Regions from separate parts of the Homo sapiens genome. Here region 1 is linked to region 2. A link is an interaction called in ENCODE POLR2A ChIA-PET data of the cell type or tissue named here. Cell type or tissue: OCI-LY7. All regions are shown on one strand. Each heading gives the region's core, and the rest is flanking DNA. Links, peaks and the distances in the headings are about the cores only.

Evidence for each region. ChIA-PET counts read pairs that join two places held together with the same protein. Peaks named below come from ENCODE experiments on the same cell type or tissue, not always from the same donor. Only the 100,000 strongest peaks of a DNase experiment are listed, where the experiment ranks them.
Region 1: POLR2A ChIA-PET joins it to region 2 with 6 read pairs; 3 of 35 experiments call an interaction of 5 or more read pairs at or near these places.

Annotation. Positions count from the first base shown.
Region 1 is chr15:101,056,745-101,065,937 of GRCh38, forward strand. It overlaps LRRK1 (leucine rich repeat kinase 1), which reads left to right. Exons shown (of 34, transcript NM_024652.6): 28 at 112-306; 29 at 1,246-1,397; 30 at 4,427-4,544; 31 at 5,830-5,946; 32 at 8,608-9,193. All of the region lies in intron 1 of LRRK1-AS1 (LRRK1 antisense RNA 1), which reads right to left. Among named protein-coding and RNA genes, the nearest start is that of LRRK1-AS1, 90 kb to the right of the region's middle. RefSeq lists enhancers at 5,469-6,134, 6,135-6,799. In OCI-LY7, for the core only: no CTCF peak of the experiment used is centred there; DNase peaks (open chromatin) are centred at 5,547 and 6,197; H3K4me3 peaks cover 1,445 bases; H3K27ac peaks cover 2,485 bases.
Region 2 is chr15:101,139,113-101,148,305 of GRCh38, forward strand. The region is part of intron 1 of LRRK1-AS1 (LRRK1 antisense RNA 1); the gene reads right to left. Among named protein-coding and RNA genes, the nearest start is that of LRRK1-AS1, 8.1 kb to the right of the region's middle. In OCI-LY7, for the core only: no CTCF peak of the experiment used is centred there; no DNase peak of the experiment used is centred there.

The DNA of each region.
Region 1 (9,193 bases), core at 5,025-7,524, 80 kb before region 2:
ATGTTTGTTTTCCTTGTCTAATTGTGTCTCCCTGGTCCCTCCACCTGAGGGCCACCTTGTGAAGGCCACTGGGCCCAGGCAGCGACCTGACTTGGCTTGTTCTGTGCCCAGGTAGATATGTTCTCCTATGGAATGGTGCTCTACGAGTTGCTGTCAGGACAGCGCCCTGCACTGGGCCACCACCAGCTCCAGATTGCCAAGAAGCTGTCCAAGGGCATCCGCCCGGTTCTGGGGCAGCCGGAGGAAGTGCAGTTCCGGCGACTGCAGGCGCTCATGATGGAGTGCTGGGACACTAAGCCAGAGAAGGTACTTGGGGACACAGAGCCCAGGGCCTGGGACCTCCTGCCATGTGAGGAAGCTGTGGGTCCCCAGGGGGTGTGTGCCTGGCTGCCCAACCATCACCATTGGCAACCCTTCTCTGCTCATTTCTTCTAGAGGGTGATGTTTGCTGCTCCTAACATACCTACTTTCATTGTCTTTGTGTGTGCGTGTCACTCTTACGAAACAAACTTCCTTTTCCTCCCCGACTTTTGTGTTACTTCACCGTGCAAACAAAGTATATAAACCCCTTTATAACAATACAGTCCCTATGCAAGAACAGAGAGAATGTGGGTGTCTCTTTGTAAAGTGATGGGGAAAAGGTTTCGTTGTGAGAATCAGGGATCATATTACAGTGTTCAGGCTAGTTTTTTGACGGTGGTGTTTTTGTGTTTTTGGAAGAGGCTAGTGGTTTCAAAGTTAAAACTCATTTATTAAATCAGACAGAGCTAGTTTAATGTATGGGGAGTAAACAGGGTATTCTTTAGAAGAACGCATGTCCTTATCTGGGCATGGTGACATGGACTTATAGTCCCAGCCACTGGGGAGGCTGAGGCAGGAGGATCACTTGAGCCCAGGAGTTTTAGGCTATGGTGCGCCCTGATCGCACCTGTGAGTAGGTTCTGCACTCCAGCTTGGGCAATATAGTGAGATGAAGAGTGTATGTCCTTGGGCCTGGGTTGGAATACCCAGGGTTCAGCTAACCTGACCAGATGAGCTTAAATTGCCGTAGCCAAAGGTGACCCAGATACCTGGATGGGTTTGCTCCTGACGTCTGAAGCTGTTTCAGCCTCTTGTTTGGATCTAGTCTGAATGAACAGAATCCCTCATTCCTCCCTGGTTGGGGCTGGCTGATCTCATGGGCAGAACGGGCACCAATCCGGTTGTAAGTGACCTTGCTCTCTTCTGGTGGCTTCTCTCCCTCAGCGACCGCTGGCCCTGTCGGTGGTGAGCCAGATGAAGGACCCGACTTTTGCCACCTTCATGTATGAACTGTGCTGTGGGAAGCAGACAGCCTTCTTCTCATCCCAGGGCCAGGAGTACACCGTGGTGTTTTGGGATGGAAAAGAGGAGTCCAGGTAAGCTCCTGCGGGCTGCCCTGCCCCCTTTGTATTTGGGGTGGGAGGCCGCCGTGGAATCTGGGAACACAGTCGATGTTGACCACAGTGAGAATTATTTAGCAGACGGTAGGGTCCAGAACCTGGTTAGACTGCACTCAAGAAAGAGCAGGGAGAGCAGAAGAAAGTCCACACAAAGAGACGTGCATGTATGGTTTTGTGGTTAAGAGATGCCAAAAATGGGTAGTATCTGCCAGGGTGTCTGGGGACGTGAGGGCACTGTGGCATGTGCCTACAGTCCTAGCCACTCCAGAGGCTGAGGCAGGAGAATCACCTGAGCCCAGGAGTTCAAGTTTAGCCTGAACAACATAGCAAGACCCCATCTTTTAAAAAATTAGAAAATTTAAAACATTTTTAAAAACGAAATGAGGCCTGTCGGCCTGGTTATGTGACTTTCTCAAGCATGTTCTGCTGCCCCAGATTGCAGAAGGGGCAACGGGGGGGGGCGTCTAAACAGAGTTGGGGTTTTGCCAAAGGGAGAGAGGGGCAGAGGCATTGGGGTGTTTTCAAGGGAGTGATACAGAGATGGACCAAGGAACCTAAGTGAGGCCACAAATTCAGGGAGCACAATGCAAAGTACTAAAGGATCCTAGGTATTGCCAGAGTTAAAAAAAAAACTCAAGAGTTATGGTTTCAGGTGGGATGAGCCGAAAAACTAGGAGGCGGTGGCCAGACAAGACGTGCTTGCCGTGGGGTGGGTGGGAGGCGCACAGTCGGTAGTAAAGACGGCATCTGGAGTGTGACCTTTGGGGAGGATGCCTGGGGTAGAGTGAGGAATGAGCTTGAGACATAATAAGATAAACGGAACAGACTTCGCAGTTTCTCTTAGGTCAGTCTTTGTGAGTTTGCGTCAGGTTTTATGCCACTCGGACTGAGGGTTGTGACACAGACGTACTCTAAGAAATGATGCTGTAAGGAAGTTTTTCTGACCAGGCCTTGTGGCTCATGCCTGTAACCCCAGCACTTTAGGAGGCTGAGGCAGGTGGATCTTTTGAGTTCAGGAGTTTGAGACCAGTCTAGGAAACATGGTGAAACTTTGTCTCTACAAAAATAAATAAATAACAAAAATTAGCTGGGAATGGTGGCGAGCACCTGTAGTCCCTGCTACTCAGGAGGCTGAGGCAGGAGGATTACTTGAACCCAGGAGTTTGCCACTGCAGTGGGTGGTGATTGTGCCACTGCACTCCAGCCTGGGTGACAGAGTGAGACCCTGCCTCAGAAAAAAAGAGAAGTTATTCCAAAACACAGCGATGGAGCACGCCTTCCTGATGGGATGTACTCTAAGGACAAAACAAAAAGCAAACATATTAATTAAACAGGTTTCAGTAATTATATTGTTGGCAGCACTGTTATGATTGTTACTCTAAGATGCTGCTTGTGGTTGTGGAGTCAGTTAATGAGTAATTATGTTGCTGTTGCTGGAAACATGAGCTAAAGGGGAAAGAGATGTAAAGTCGGGTAAGTAAAAGCCTGCAGTTCTGAATCGATTGGATAGACTCGTGACATAGTTGAAAAATAAACACAAATATCTCAGTTCTGCTCACTGAAAAGGCCTAAAAACAAGGACCAACCAAATGCCAATATGCACCCCTAGGACCCAGACTGTGGTCTCTAAGTACCAAAGTGAACCAGGGCTCATCAGAATCATGGCAGAGTCCAGGTCCGGGGCAGGGAGTGCACCTGGAACATCTGCCACCCTAGAAGCAAGGACATCGTCAGACTTCTGAGGGTGAATTGGAGGACCTTGGGCCAGACTGGTCCTGGGAGGCTGGGCCGGGCCCTGCCCTGCTGGCCTAGAGACACACACGCGGCAGGTACCTGAGACAGTTCCGCTCAGGGCTCTGAAGACTCATCCCAGAGGGAAGACAGAGGCCTCTTCCTGTGACCTGTGAAGGTTCTTTAAAACTCACTGCGGCCTGAAGAGAGACTCACTCACAGGAAGGGAGGAGGGGGCTGGCTGGGAGCACACGGGCAGCCAAGCAGGGGAGCCAGGATGGAACCGGACTTGACTTGAGATCTGTCTGAGAATTAAGGAAGGAAAGGAGGCAGGAGAGGCAGGGCAGACGAGCAGGTAAACAGGATACGCCTAGGACACAATTCCAGTTGCAGGGAACAGGGGCAATTATTCTTTATGACTCTCTATATTTTTAACTGTTTGTTTTCAAAGTAAAAGCTATTCAAATATCTTAGTTTTGTTTTTCTGATGCATAAAAAAATGATGGGAAAAGGAGACAAATACACCTGAAGGAAGTTTTTGTTTGCTGTATTTTCTACCATTTCTATCATCTGCAAATACGTTATCAGTCAACAGCTTTTTAAAATTTGGTGGCAGGAGAAACTTTATATTGAGAACTGCTATCCGCGAGCTTAACATATTCTCTTGAGTCTGAGGGACAGAGCTGCGTGATGCGGGGTACATAACTTCCCAGCCCCATCAGCTTCAGCCTCCTCTGCCATGCAGTGAGTGCTCAGGATGCCCGCCACAGCCTGAGGGGAGACAGCGATGCCGGGGACAGCCGGCCTGGTGAGCCAAGGCTCTCGCAAATGACAAGCCATTAGTTCTCAGAGCACTCGTGCTGGGAGCACATTTTGAGTGCCCCCCCGCCCCAACCCAATCTCCTCTGGAATTCTCCCAACTTGTCTTTAGCCCTGGCTTTGTCTACTCTACAGTGAGGAGCTCCCCGCATAACAGGGGCGGGCAGGATATGGCCGGCGGGAGGGCCCCTCCTTCGTACTGGGGGCAACCGTCTCAACCCTGAGGGGTCACGGAAAGAGGACAGCCTTTCTTCTCTGGCGAATGCCCTTCCTGCGGGCGACGGTCAAGCATTACCCTTCGGGCAGAACCCGGCTCTGCCCTCTCAGAACACAGGATGCAACCCTGGGTGGGAGCAGGGGAGGTAGACGAGGCTCGCAGCTGGCAGGCCAGGCTCAGGGAAAGGAGGCAGCCCCTGGCCCCCGGGCACTGACAGCACAGTTTCTGCCACTTACAGGAACTACACGGTGGTGAACACAGAGAAGGGCCTCATGGAGGTGCAGAGGATGTGCTGCCCTGGGATGAAGGTGAGCTGCCAGCTCCAGGTCCAGAGATCCCTGTGGACAGCCACCGAGGTAAGCACTGCCCGCAGGCCTGCCCACCGAGGTAAGCACTGCCCACTGGGTGCAGCCCTGGGTGGGGGCCACATTCATAAAAATACAGGACGCCAGGTCAAGTGAACTTTCAGATAACCCCCAGCGCATCCCCGTGCAGTCCCCAAGTAATGCCAGGAGCCCCGAGAAGTAGCAGCCTGTCACCAGGGGCAGCTCAACCCTGCCTGCTGCTGGCTGGAGGCCGGGATTTGCGATGGTGAGGACCAGATGTAGACCCTCAGCAGGAGACGAGACCCAGGAGGCTAGGGACGTGCCTGTGTTTCCCATAACACTGCTAGTCACTCAGCTCTGAAGGCCTCTTGCCTTCACATCAGGGAAATCAGGGAAGTCACTAGAAGGCCCAAGGAGGGGTCTTCTGAGAAGTCCCGAGACAACTGGCCAAACACAAATGTTCTGAGGCAGGCTAGGCACAGGGGCTCACGCCTGTAATCCCAGCACTTTGGGAGGCCAAGATAGGAGGATCACGAGGTCAAGAGATTGAGACCATCCTGGCCAACATAGTGAAACCCCGTCTCTACTAAAAAATACAAAAATTAGCTGGGCATGGTGGTGCGTGAGTGTTCCCAGCTACTCAGGAGGCTGAGGCAGGAGAATCGGTTGAACCCAGGAGGTGGAGGTTGCAATGAGCCAAGATCGCACCATTGCACTCCAGCCTTGCGTACCACTTAAGCCTCAGAAATCTCAGTGTTAAGAAACATCTGACAACAGATTAGCCGAAGTAGGTGCAGCCCAGTCCCAGGCATCCAAGAGATGCTCCCACAACATTTCCTCCTAGAATGGGCGAGAGCAAGGGCTCTGCCTAAAGCGTGCTGTTGCATGGGAAGAACAGTGAACATTTCCTCCTAGAGTGAGGAAAGCAAGGGCTCTGCCTAAAGCATGCTGTCTCACATGGGAAGAACAGTGAGAAGACAGCATTGCGGCGTGAGTCCACTTTGCCAGTACCAGGTGCACACACAAATACCACAGAGAACTTCTGAGAGGCTGTGCCCCCAGATCCCAATGTTGGTTTTCTCTGGGGAATAGATGACGGGCTATTTTCTGTTTCCTCTTTAGACTAGTCTGTCTTTTTCAACGTTTCTACAAAGAGCAGAAATCCATAAACAACCCACCAGAACGTGTCAATCCATGTAACTTTCCAAGACCCATAGGGGATCCCCAAGTCCAAGTGCATCCTCATGGGAATGGCTTGGGAAATGCCAGACACTTTCCAGCCTGGGTCTCACAGTGGACCTGTCTGCCTCTGCAGGACCAGAAAATCTACATCTACACCCTCAAGGGCATGTGCCCCTTAAACACACCCCAACAGGCCTTGGATACTCCAGCTGTCGTCACCTGCTTCTTGGCCGTGCCTGTTATTAAAAAGGTGAGGTCGGGGCAAAGGCAGGTATGCAGGTCTCTGATGCACTTCCACGCCTAGGAGGCGTCTCCTAGCTATGTCAGGGTGGCGCCTGCAGAGCCACACCTAGGACCACCTGGCCTAGGACGTAGACTTAGAGACGGTGGGAGGAAAGATATCAGACCTGGTCCGTCATTAGTGCCTTCCGGTTTGCAAAAACCTAAGTCAAGTCCCCAGCCAGACTGCAGGCCGAATGAAAAACCCCCTTTCACATGCAAATGCCCTGACTCAGGTGGAAGGACTGTTGGTACAAATGGCACGGTGAGCAGTCATGCGTGTGCCCTTCCCCTATCCGGAGCCTCTTCCCCACCTGCCCAGGCCAGAGCCACCTCACAGCCACTTGATCACCAGGTCCTGGAGGTCCTGATCTCCCTCCCTCCATCTCTGCCTCCCGCCAAGTACTCGCCGTCTTACACCAGACGCAGTTTCTCTTTGTGCAGCATAGCCCTGCAGACTCAGCTCTTTAACCTCCTAGCCCTGGCCTTTCTAAATGAGACCCCAAGGGGCACTCTCCCCATTAAAGGCCCAGCCAGCTGTGCTGCACCTTGGGATTAGCCCCAGCCTCTATGAGGCTGGCCTCCAGTCCCTGCTGGGCCCGGCACCCTCCCCACAAAGCACCCCACTCTGTGCTGGGCCCTTGACATCCCAGCCTCCTCCAGGAACAGCCCCTCCACGCACCTCTTCCCAGACGGCCTCCGATTCAGTTCTCAAGACCCGGGGCCTTGTCCCCTCCTTTGAGAAGCTGCCCCTCAGTGGGGGGCAGCTCCCTGGCTTTTCCGGGCTCCTCCGCCCACAGGATTCAGGCACGGCTCAGCCAGCTCTGGTTTCATCCACCCTGAGGGGCCTGTCTGTGCATAGGCGCCCTCACTAAATGCACAAGAAGCCTTTACTGGTGTTGCTTTGTTAAAATGTGACTGTCATCATCCAATTCCAGTTTGCCCATCTACAAAACAGGTATAAGAAGAGACAGAAGGCCTAGCATACCCAAAGGTCTAGGCCGGTGTGCTTGGTAAATGAGTATTATTATTACTTCTGGATGGTCGCAAAATACATGAACTCTTCTCTTCACCCTTCTTCAGTTTCATTTAAAAAAAAAAAAAACAGGTATGAAATGAACCTTAGAGTCATTTATGACCATGGCCCCACAGCGAGGCTACGCAGCTTGGGACCAGGCCCGTACCAGAGCGCAGGAGAACACGACACAAAGTGTTATTGAGGCCACCGCTGGCGAGAGCCCCCAGCCAGGGCACCACCTCCTGCACGACCAGAGGGAATAAAGCCTGCTCTGTGCAGGGCCTCCTGGGCAGGGTGTCTGCCCCCTCCAAGGCCGCCAGCGCGAAGCCTGCATTCTTGCACGCGCACCCACGTTCACACCCAGCCGGGACGTGGCACTCACCGCCCTGGCCGGGGCCTGAGCCAGGACTGCAGATAGAGACCTGGAGCCTGTTTGCCTTGGCTGCCTTCTTTCCCTAAAGTCCTGGGGATGGATTTCGATACGCTTTCTTAGAGCATGTTGTCCTGGACAGTGAGCTACGGGTCTCCACTCCATTGCCCTGCACAGCCAGCCTCCTGAGCTCCCCCAGCTCCCCACAAGGAGGCTTTCTGCCCTGCCCCCTCACTGGCATGAGGCCCAGCTCCCTGCTCTGCCCTGACTCCAGCTTTGTTCTGCAGACCTCTTCCCACCCCCACCACAGCCGACGCGGTGTCTAGGCTGCGGAGCTGCACTCTGTTCCTGGCTCTGCCCTGGGAGGTGCCCCGGGGCGGTCTGGGGTGGGCCCAGCATTCAGCAAGGTCCCTGCAACTTTGGCCTCTGCCCGGTGACCTCTGGCGGGTGTAGAAGAGCTCATGCTTCATTGAGGGGGTGGGGGGCACCCTGAGGACCCTGTCAACGTCAGCTGAACCACAGGCATCTCGATAGATGTAAGCTGGGATGAGGGCTCAGCAGGCTGAGACAGGCCTCCAGAAGAGGGTTGAGTAGGAAGCGATTTCTTCCAGAATTAGTTCAGCAAACACATGTCATCCACTTGGAGCAGGAGCCAGGTGGAGTCACAGGGCCACCAAGATGAAGGAGACTGAGCCCTTCCCTGTGCCAGGCTAGTGCCACGGGGATGCTGGTGGGCTGGGAGCCCATCCTTATGGAACACTCTGCCTGGTGGGGGGGGTGGCAGGCAGGGGGCAGTGCACAGATGCTTGCCATGCCCCCACTGCTGTCATGTTAAGCAGCACCGAGAAAAGGGCGGGGGCACCAGGTCCTGCCTCTGAAGGAGGCCTTGGTGGCCTCAAGGAGAAGGCAGCTCCCTGCTGCTCGCCCTGCAAGAAGCTGGCAGAAGCAGAGGCAGCCCATGTGGTCCAGGTGACACGCAGCCTTACTTGGTGCCACAGGCCCTGCCTCTGGGTGGCACATTCCTTTCTTTGCTGCAGGGATGGTAGATATGGCTCTGCGGAGTCAGAGCTGCACTTCTTTAGGAGTAGCCCCGGCCTTTCTAAGAGATTTGCTGCCCTGAGGCGCACTGGTGGAAAGTGACTGCCCGCCTGGTGTGGGTGCAGATGAGTCCAGTGCCTACTCTGTGTCTCTCTTGGAATGTGTGAAATGGAAGGATGTGACACATCCCTGTCTCCTTCCTTCAGAATTCCTACCTGGTCTTAGCGGGCCTCGCCGATGGGCTTGTGGCTGTGTTTCCCGTGGTGCGGGGCACCCCAAAGGACAGCTGCTCCTACCTGTGCTCACACACAGCCAACAGGTCCAAGTTCAGCATCGCGGATGAAGACGCACGGCAGAACCCCTACCCAGTGAAGGCCATGGAGGTGGTCAACAGCGGCTCTGAGGTCTGGTACAGCAATGGGCCGGGCCTCCTTGTCATCGACTGTGCCTCCCTGGAGATCTGCAGGCGGCTGGAGCCCTACATGGCCCCCTCCATGGTTACGTCAGTCGTGTGCAGCTCTGAGGGCAGAGGGGAGGAGGTCGTCTGGTGCCTGGATGACAAGGCCAACTCCTTGGTGATGTACCACTCCACCACCTACCAGCTGTGTGCCCGGTACTTCTGCGGGGTCCCCAGCCCCCTCAGGGACATGTTTCCCGTGCGGCCCTTGGACACGGAACCCCCGGCAGCCAGCCACACGGCCAACCCAAAGGTGCCTGAGGGGGACTCCATCGCGGACGTGAGCATCATGTACAGTGAGGAGCTGGGCACGCAGATCCTGATCCACCAGGAAT
Region 2 (9,193 bases), core at 2,337-4,836:
TGAAAAGGAAAGGCCACAGAAACAGAGCTGCCCACCCCCTGGCCGATGCCTCACATTCCACCTTTCATTCCTAAATATGGAGATTCAAATCCCAATCTAAATGCAACAACCCTGAGGATTTCACTGTCCGTGTTCAGGTGTTTCTAAGAGCAGACGCCACTGATAGGGCAGACATGACCCTGAGGCCCCTGGCCCTGAGGTGGGAGGGAGGGGCCACCCTGTATTGGGGAAGAGCCTGGGGACCTAAGCAGGCTTTGAAGACCTCACACACACATGTGTCACAGTCTGCCAGCTCCAGCCCCCTGCTCACCCACTGTTCTAGGAAAAAAAAAATACATCACCCCCTGCAACCTGCAGACCCCCGGGGGGCTCCTGGGGCTGGCTGCCACGCACCCAGCTTCTGCTGGGGCACAGTGGACCTTTATGGCTGAAACCCGTCGACCCTCATGTGAGTCAGCGAGGAAACATGTGTGCTCTCGTTTTCCTTAGAACCCTGTGGTCTCCAGGGCCTAACAAGGTACAAATGGAAATGTTATTCTTGCCGGAGTTGAGAGGCATGGAGTGGAAATACGAAACCAGCCAAGAGCAGCAGTAGGCAGTGCGTGTGTGTGCGCGTGTGTGTGTGTGGCGGGGGGTTAGGGGTGGGCTTGACTCCGGCTGGCATCTGTTTTGAGGGGTGGGCCCCGAAAGACTTTAAAGGGGCTACACCCTTTCAGACAAGCTCACCCTACCCCACCCCTCCACTCTGCGCTTCCTCACCCACCCCCCATGGGATCCAAATACCTTTCAGTCCAAGAAGCGTCTACCCCATTAACAGAGAGACCCCATTTCGGAATTCAGCATTTGTTGTCAGCTCACAGGGAGCTATTTCTCTTTGTGTCAGAATAATATAATACTTTAACATATTGACAAAATGCTTTGTTTCTGGTTTGGGGGATTTTTTGGTACTTTATGCTGCCCCATCACTTAGGCCATTCAGGTAGGGGTTATTTCAGACTCGCTGTCCCCAGGGTGGGGCCGCACAGTCGGGAACAGGGCACACACTTGTACATTTTCGACTTCCACTGATGGCTACGGAGACGCTGGGAAGTGAAACTACATTAAGAGCCGAGGCCTAAAACTGCAAGAGCCAGGCTTTATAACAGATCAACGTTTTTGGGTTTTTGGTTTTATGTTTTGGTTTTTGGTTCCAAAAGGCTCCAAGGATAAAGTTTAGACCATAAACAACAGGATAGGAGGACCTGTACACCAAGCCAGTGTCCCACCTGGAGAGAGATAGTCTGTCCCAGCCAGAGGAGAGGCTGGAAAGGAAGCAGGGGAGGCGGATGCTGTCTGAGAAGCTGGGCCGTGCCCCTCAGCACCTGCCAGGACCACGTGCTAGAAAGAAAGCCCAGGACCCTGCGGAGCGCAGGAGAGGACAGAAGAGAGCCAGGCCTGGTAAACCTCGGCTCGCCAGGGCTCCCCTCCAGGGCAATGAGCTGGTTGGGCTTGAACATGAAGCTGAGGCTCCCTCCAGCTTTCTTGCCCATAGCCCAGGCTGTCTCCTGGTCCTCATGGCTAAAGGTGCACTCTGGTCCTCACCTCTGCTCCAAGCAGCAGGATGGAGGAAAGGGGAGATAGGCAGAGGCCATGCCCAGAGGGGTCTCCTTCCGGATATTTCCCAGTCACTGCCTCCCAGCATTTCTGCTTTCATCCTTGTCTCATGAAAGAGGTCACCTGGCCACACCCAGAGGCAAGGGAGGCTGAGACCTGTGGTCTTCATTCCAAGAGGCCCAGCTCAGAGTCAGGAGGTCTGGGAGACAGTGAACGGACATGGGGCAGGGGACCAGCAACCTCTCTGCAGTGTGTCCAGCCACCAGATGCTCCTGCCCCTGCTGACAGCACAGGGTGCCTGAGCCCCCAACAGCTGTGTCTCCAACACCCCTGCTGAAAGACTACCCTCCATAGCTCTATTTTGGGTTCTCAGGTTTAGGAGTCAGGGGGCTCCCTTTCCCAGGAACCTCCCTTGGATGAGGCGATTTTACAAACAAGAGTTAGCCCAGCCCACCAGAGCTGTGCTGCCCAAAATGGTAGCCACTACTTATCTGCCACTATCGAAATATATATTTAAACTAATTAAAATTAAGTATATTTTGGAAGTCAGCTCCTCTGCCACATGAGCCACACTTCAAGTGTTCCATGGCCACCCAGGGCTAATGGTTCCCATATTGCATGGCACAGACCCAGAACCTTCCACCATCACAGAAAGTTGTATCGGCAGTGCTACCCCAAAGGCACAAGGAACCAGAGGCCTAGGGCTCCGTGTGGGGAGCTGCAGGAGTGGCCCCAGCCAGTGCGCCTGCTTCTTTCTTACCACAGGCCCTGCTGCTGCTGGTGACTGGCACCACCCCATGGCCCCATCACTGCTGAGGGGCAGAATGGACACTCAGCCTGATCCCAAAGCCCAGCCACATTATATGCCCCCAGTGTGAGAGGAGAGACCAACAGGCATGGTCAAAGACAAGGAGAAAGACGGGGAGCTGAGGGTGAGAAGGACTGGAGTGCTGTACCTCTGTGATAGCTGACTGGGCAAGTGGAGGCAAATCCCCCCCGCCCTCAACCTCCTCACCCATCTGCCCGCCCACCCACCCATCTATCCATCTACCCATGTACACATACATTAATTTACCCATCCACTCATCCATTTATCTATCCACCATCTACCCTTTCACCCACTCATCTGCCTATCCACCTATCTACCCATCCACCCAACCATCTATCTACCCCCACACCCATCCACCCATCCACATCCATATACTCACACACCCAATCACCCATCCACCTACCCATCTACCCATCCACTCACACATCTATCCATCCACCCAGCCATCTATCTACTCACACACCCATCCACCCATCTACCCATCTATCCACTTATCTACCTACCCACCCAACCACCTGTCCACCCCACCATTCACCAATCCACCCACCTATCAACCCACACACCCATACACCCAAGTACTCATCTATCCACCCATCTACCCATCCACCCACCTATCCATCCATCCACTCAACCACCTATCCACTCACACACCCATCCACATATCTACCAATCAATACACCCTTATGTCATCCACCCATGCACCTATCCACCCATCTATCCATGTACTCATGCATCCATTCACCCATCCACCCATCTGTCCATCCAACCATCCACCCCTCCACTCACCTATCCACCCCTCTACCCACCTATTCACTCATCCAGCTGTCTACCCAACCACCTATTCACCCTCCCATCCACCCAACCACCTATTCACTCAACCATCCACCCATCCACCCAATCATCCACCCATCTACCCACTTATCCATCCAACTATCCAACCACCTATCCACTTATCCATCCACCCATTCACTTATTCATCCATCTGCTCCATACTCCTGCCTCCCAGGCATTGTGTCATTGTGGGTACAAAAATAAATGAGCCATACTCTCCCACCTCAATATGAAAATAATTAGCAGAATAATAATAATAGCTACAAGAACAATAATTGGTATAGTGGTGCAATACCTCTATCAGAAGTGGAGTGAGTGTCCCTTGCAGACACAGTGAGTGGTAAATGCTGGCAAGTGCTGAGAAGCCCTCCAAGATCCCTCTCCCTCTAAGAGTCTATGCTTTCCTGGGTGGGCTGAGTCTGTCAATCCAAATGCTGGGCCTGGCCCAGACCCCCTGAGGGAGGCTTGTGGGAGGCCAAGCTACACCCCCCACACCAGCTCTGGCCAGATCACTCAGCCAAGGTGGGACCCAGGCCAGGCCCCCACCTGCCTACTCCATGGCCCTACATTCCCAGGCTGCCAAGTCTCCACCCCTGCAACAAGAAAAAAACCTAGGAACCCCCAAGATGTAACCTCACCTGCAGGGGAACCTGGCAAAGGCCGCCTTCACAGCTCCAGCTCTGGAGGAGTTGGAAAGGGTGCAGGCAGGGGCAGGGGGCTCGGCTGCAGGCTTTCTCAGTCTTGAGCTGCACAGACCCATTCACTTGCAGAGCCACGTGAGGACTGAAGATGATGTCAATAAAGACCTAGCTGGGGGCTGGCATGTAGCTGGTGCCTAAGATATGCTACTCATAGTTACGATGTGTGAAGGGTTCCCATTCCTCTCTCACAGGCTCTGAAGCTATAAACTAGAGATGTGAGGTGCACAGGATCATTCCTATAACTTGACAAGCCTGAACAAAACCATCTTGCACACGGGTTCCAGCTTGTACCCAAAAAGGAAAGGACAACACATCCTAAATCAAGCCACCTTTGACCTGCTTGGGAGATCTGCTCCCCACACACTTCACCTGAGGCTTTGGAGAATTATCACGGCACATGTCAACAGGCTGGGCGGCCGGGAAGCCTGAGGCCTCTGGGGAGCAAGTGTGTGGATGGCCACAAGAGCATCAGTTCATCGCTGGCAGTGATCAGGGCCTGGACCCACCCTGGGGGTGAGCTAGTTGGCTGCACGGCACTTCTGGTTATTAGTAGGTTTAAGATCAGATTGATTCATTTTAAACGCAGCTTGAGAGCTGAATGGGCCATGGGGTTTGCAAAATGATCTCTGCCCCACAAAAACATACCCTACAGGCAATGTTTCCTCAGGTGTTCAGGCCAGAAGACTCAAAAATTTTTGAAGTACCAGATGCTGAGCTACATTTGAGAGATAGTCAAATCAAACATTTTTTTTTTCTTTTTTTTTTTTTGAGATGGAGTCTCATTCTGTCGCCCAGGCTGGAGTGCACTGGCACGATCTTGGCTCACTGCAACCTCCGCCTCCCGGGTTCAAGCAACTCTCATGCCTCAGCTTCCCGAGTAGCTGGGACTACAGGTGCACACTGCCATGCCTGGCTAATTTTTTGTATCTTAGTAGAGACGGGGTTTCACCGTGTTGCCCAGGCTGGTCGTGAACTCCTGAGCTCAGGCAATCCGTCTGCCTCAGCCTCCCAAAGTGCTGCGATTACAGGCATGAGCCACCACACCCGGCCTCTCTTTTATGAAAAGAAACAGGGTCTTGCTTTGTTATCAGGCTGGAGTGCAGTGGTGCAATCATAGCTTAGTGCAGCCTCAAACATCTGGGTTCAAGCAACCCTCTCACCTCAGCCTCCCAAGTTGCTGGGATTACAGGCATGAGCCACCACTCCTGGCTTCAAATACTTCTTTATAGAGTATCTACTTTTCCCACTACTAGTCAGTGACTAACACAGGGATGGTCCCTGTCCTCATGGGCCTGGTATTGAAGGTGGGGAGCAGATAAGGAAACAGACAAATAACATGATTGCAAATTAAACAAGTGTAAGACTATACTCTCTACTTTCAGGGATCATTTCTATAATTCATTACAAATCAAACAAGTGTTCACGTGCTGTGAGGAAAATGAAGAAAGGACTGAAATGATAGAACTAGAAGGAACAAAAGTGGAAGCAGCGAGACCATTAGGAGGCCTCTGGAGCAATCCAGGTGAAAACTGACGGCTACTTGGATGACACTGCTGATAGCAGAAACAGGAAGATATGGGGAGAATTGGGGTACATGAGAAGATAGAACCCAACGTTGCTTGCTGCTGGATTGTATAATACATGGGCTGAGAAGGAAAGAAGGAGAATCAAGAATTACTCATATACTGTTGGCCCGAAAATAGTTGTAGCTGTTGTGAAAATGGGGTACACTGGTTGAGAGCGGTTAGGCAGATTAAAAAGGGAAATCAGGAGTTCTGCATTGAACAGATGAAGTTTGAGATGGCTGTGGAAAAACCAAACACAAATGTCAGGTGAGCTAAGAGCCTTAGGAACTCAGAGCTCTGACCTGGAGCTAGAAATGAGGCCATCAATTTATAGAGGAAATCACCGAGGTGGCGCAGGATCCCTCAGATCTAAGAGAGGGAGGAGGAATAGGAGGAGCAAGTTGAGAAGACACAAAGAGTGGCTAAAGGAGTAGGAGGAAAAAGGGCAAATGGGGTGGACTGCAGAAAGGAGAGGTGAGGAGGTGGAAATAGCATGCTCAATGGATCCTCCCACCTCAGCCTCCCAATACAGATGCAGACTACCGCGACTGGCTAATTTTTTGTATTTCTTGTAGGCACAGGGTTTCACCATGTTGCCCAGGCTGGTCCCAAACTCCTGGGCTCAAGTGATCTGCGCACCTCAGCCTCCCAAAGTGCTGGGATTAGAGGCATGAGCCACCACGCCCGGTTCCCCTCCTGTTTTCTGGCTGCCTCATATCTGTAGAATATACTGGCTCTGTTTGGGGGCATTTCCCATCTTGAGAGTCCCATGTCCCTGAAGTAGAACAGAGAAAACTTCCCTCCCAGCCTCCTTTGCAGCCAGGGCACAGGCATGTGACCTCACTCCACCAATCAGATTCAACCTCAGGAGACATCATTTGAAAATGAGACTCCAGAGGGCAGCAGGGGTCACAAGTTGACCTCCAACCACCAAATAGAGGCCGCTATCGGAACTGACCACAAAAATAAATAAATAAAATTAGAAGACTGGAAGCCAACCAAGTTTTTGAGTAAATGTATTCTCCAAAAGAATGCAAGGTTGGTGAGTAACAGCCAATACTTGAAGCCACCCCCAGGACTCCAGACTCACACCAACAGGAAGCCGTGTGGCCCCCAGAAATGGCGTATCCCCTCAAGACCCACCCCATGGAGAATAATGAATAAGGAGAATAGGGCAGAGCTGAGTCTGCAGAAGGCAATGGCTCTGGCACATCTTCCTGAGAGCAGAGCAGGGTGCTAGATGGTACCCAGGAAGCCAGGCGTCCTCACTCAGCAGGACTTCCTGCTCCAGCGACTGCTGTGTGCATCCCTTTCCGTGTTGCTGGATGGAAGCTGTACTGCACTTTTCCTGTTTCTAACCAACCACTGATCCTGAGTATGTCGGGGCAGATAACTTGTCTTTGAGTTTCAAGGTCACAGGACCACAGGGCGCCCCACCTGCACCTTACAAAGAAGCCTGCCCTGGAAGTAGCAAGATGGGATTCTGGCTGTTTGCCTTGGGAGACACTGATGTTTTCTGTGTCTGAGGGAAGGGCTGCGTGAGTGCTGGATAGCAAAGGGACAGACTGTGTGGAGTTACTGCGAGCTGCCTTCCCAGGACCCATTCCCGCTTTCTTCCTAACACAGCCCTGATTTGGGAGGGAACAAAAATGTGTCCCTCTGAAATACTCATCTTCTCAATTAGAGGTGACCACGTGACCCAGGTCTGGCCAAGGAAATGTAGGTGAAAAGCTCAGAGATAATGTTTTCTAGATAAAAAGTCAAAGCTTTACTGGAAGAAAGACCACCTTTGTCCTGTCTCTTCCTCCTTCCTCTTCTTCCTGCCTGGAAAGGAGATGTGATGCCGGTGGTGGAGCAGCCGTCCTGTGACTGTGTGGCGTGAAGAGATGTCATTCACCAGCAGAAGGGAGCTGGAGGAGTGAGGGAGGTTAGGAAAGAGGAGAGTCATGCAATGATGCAGCTTAGGAGAGCAAGCTCATCTGGGAAGTCAGACCTGGCCCTGCCACAGAGGCACCAAGGCAGGGCACGCTGAGAGAGAGGTACACAGCCCTAGGGGAATGTAGAAGGAAGGAGGACAGGGAGGGGAAGGAGATTTGTCTTTCCAAAAAGGGTAGTAGCAGAGAAACAGATGGCCTTGAAGGCGCTTTCTTTTCTTTTTTTTTTTTCCTTTTTCTTTTGCTTTTCTTGGAGACAGTCTTGCCCTCTTGCCCAGGCTGGAGTGCAGTGGCGTGATCTCAGCTCCCTGCAACCTCTGCCTCCTGGGTTCCAGTAATTCTCCTGCCTCAGCCTCCCAAGTACCTGGGACTACAGGCACCAGCCACCACGCCCGGCTAATTTTTGTATTTTTAGTAGAGACAGAGTTTCACCATATTAGCCAGGATGGTCTTGAACTCCTGACCTCAGGCAATCTGCCCGCCTCGGCCTCCCAAAGTGCTGGGATTACAGGCGCGAGCCACCGTGCCCGGCTGAAGGTGCTTTCTAATACCACCCATCATCTATTAAACTGACATCTAAATCAGCATTACATTGTTGTAACGTTAACCCATATTTCACTGTTGCTTTGGCCAGGCAGGCTGACTTTCCCATTGAACATGGAAGTCATGAAGTTGATGAAGTTCCCAGACAACCCATTTTGGAATTCAGAGGTGAATCCAGAGGGGAAGCTGATTACTGACTCAGGACACAGGCCCTGGGCTTGCAGGCTGGATAGTCCCTGGGGCATCTGAGAGCGGAACATCAGGCGGTGGTGATTGCAGGTGTGAGCAGAATCACAGGGCTCTGCGGTGCCCAGGAAAAGGGTAAGAACGGTATTGTTTTTCCCCCTAGTTTCACATCTTTTGAGAGGCCATACACAGAGCATCGGCCTTTTGCAGCACAGTTTTCTGTTGTTTCATCCATTTGCATCTTCCAAGAGGCTCCTGTAGCAGGATGAATAGAACCATCAGTTTTTCCAAATGCTATCCCTGCACCCAGGACAATTATGGGACTTTCTGAGGTTATCTGGGAAGGAGGAGGACTGGGGATGGGAACTCACACTTCCTGCCTATCTACCATGGCTGGAGAGGCCACAGTGCCACCCATGTTTGTGAATGTGACTGATCTCCTTTCATTCTCACAGCTCCCGTAGGGTTTATTCTCCTGTTTCACAGATGAAGTAACAAGTGAACAGAAATAATGAGCTGGGCGAGATGCTCACACCTGTAGTCCCAGTGTTTTGGGAGGCTGAAGTGGGAGGATCGCTTGAGCCCAGGAGTTCAAGACAAGCCTGAACAACACAGTGAGACTCTATCTCTACAAAAAGTTTAAAAACCTAGCCAGGCGTGGTATGCAACTGTAGTCCTACCTACTTGGGGGGCTGAGGTGGGAGGATCGCTTGAGCCCAGGAGGTCAAGGCTGCAGTGAGCTATGATTGCAACCACTGCACTCCAGCCTGGGCAACAGTGTGAGATCCTGTCTCTAAATGTAAAAGATAATCGACCAAAGTCACCTGTCTGGGGATCAGCAGTGCTAGGATGCAGTCCCAGGTCTGCTGGCTTTGGAGCCCCACTCTGCCCCCAGCCCCAGCCTGTAGGTTTCTTCTGGTGGGCGCGTGTGTATGTATTTGTCGTCTCACAACATGAAAAGCCTGTACATTCTGGCTCTGGAGTCAGACTGCCTCCCTCTGAGCCCCGGTT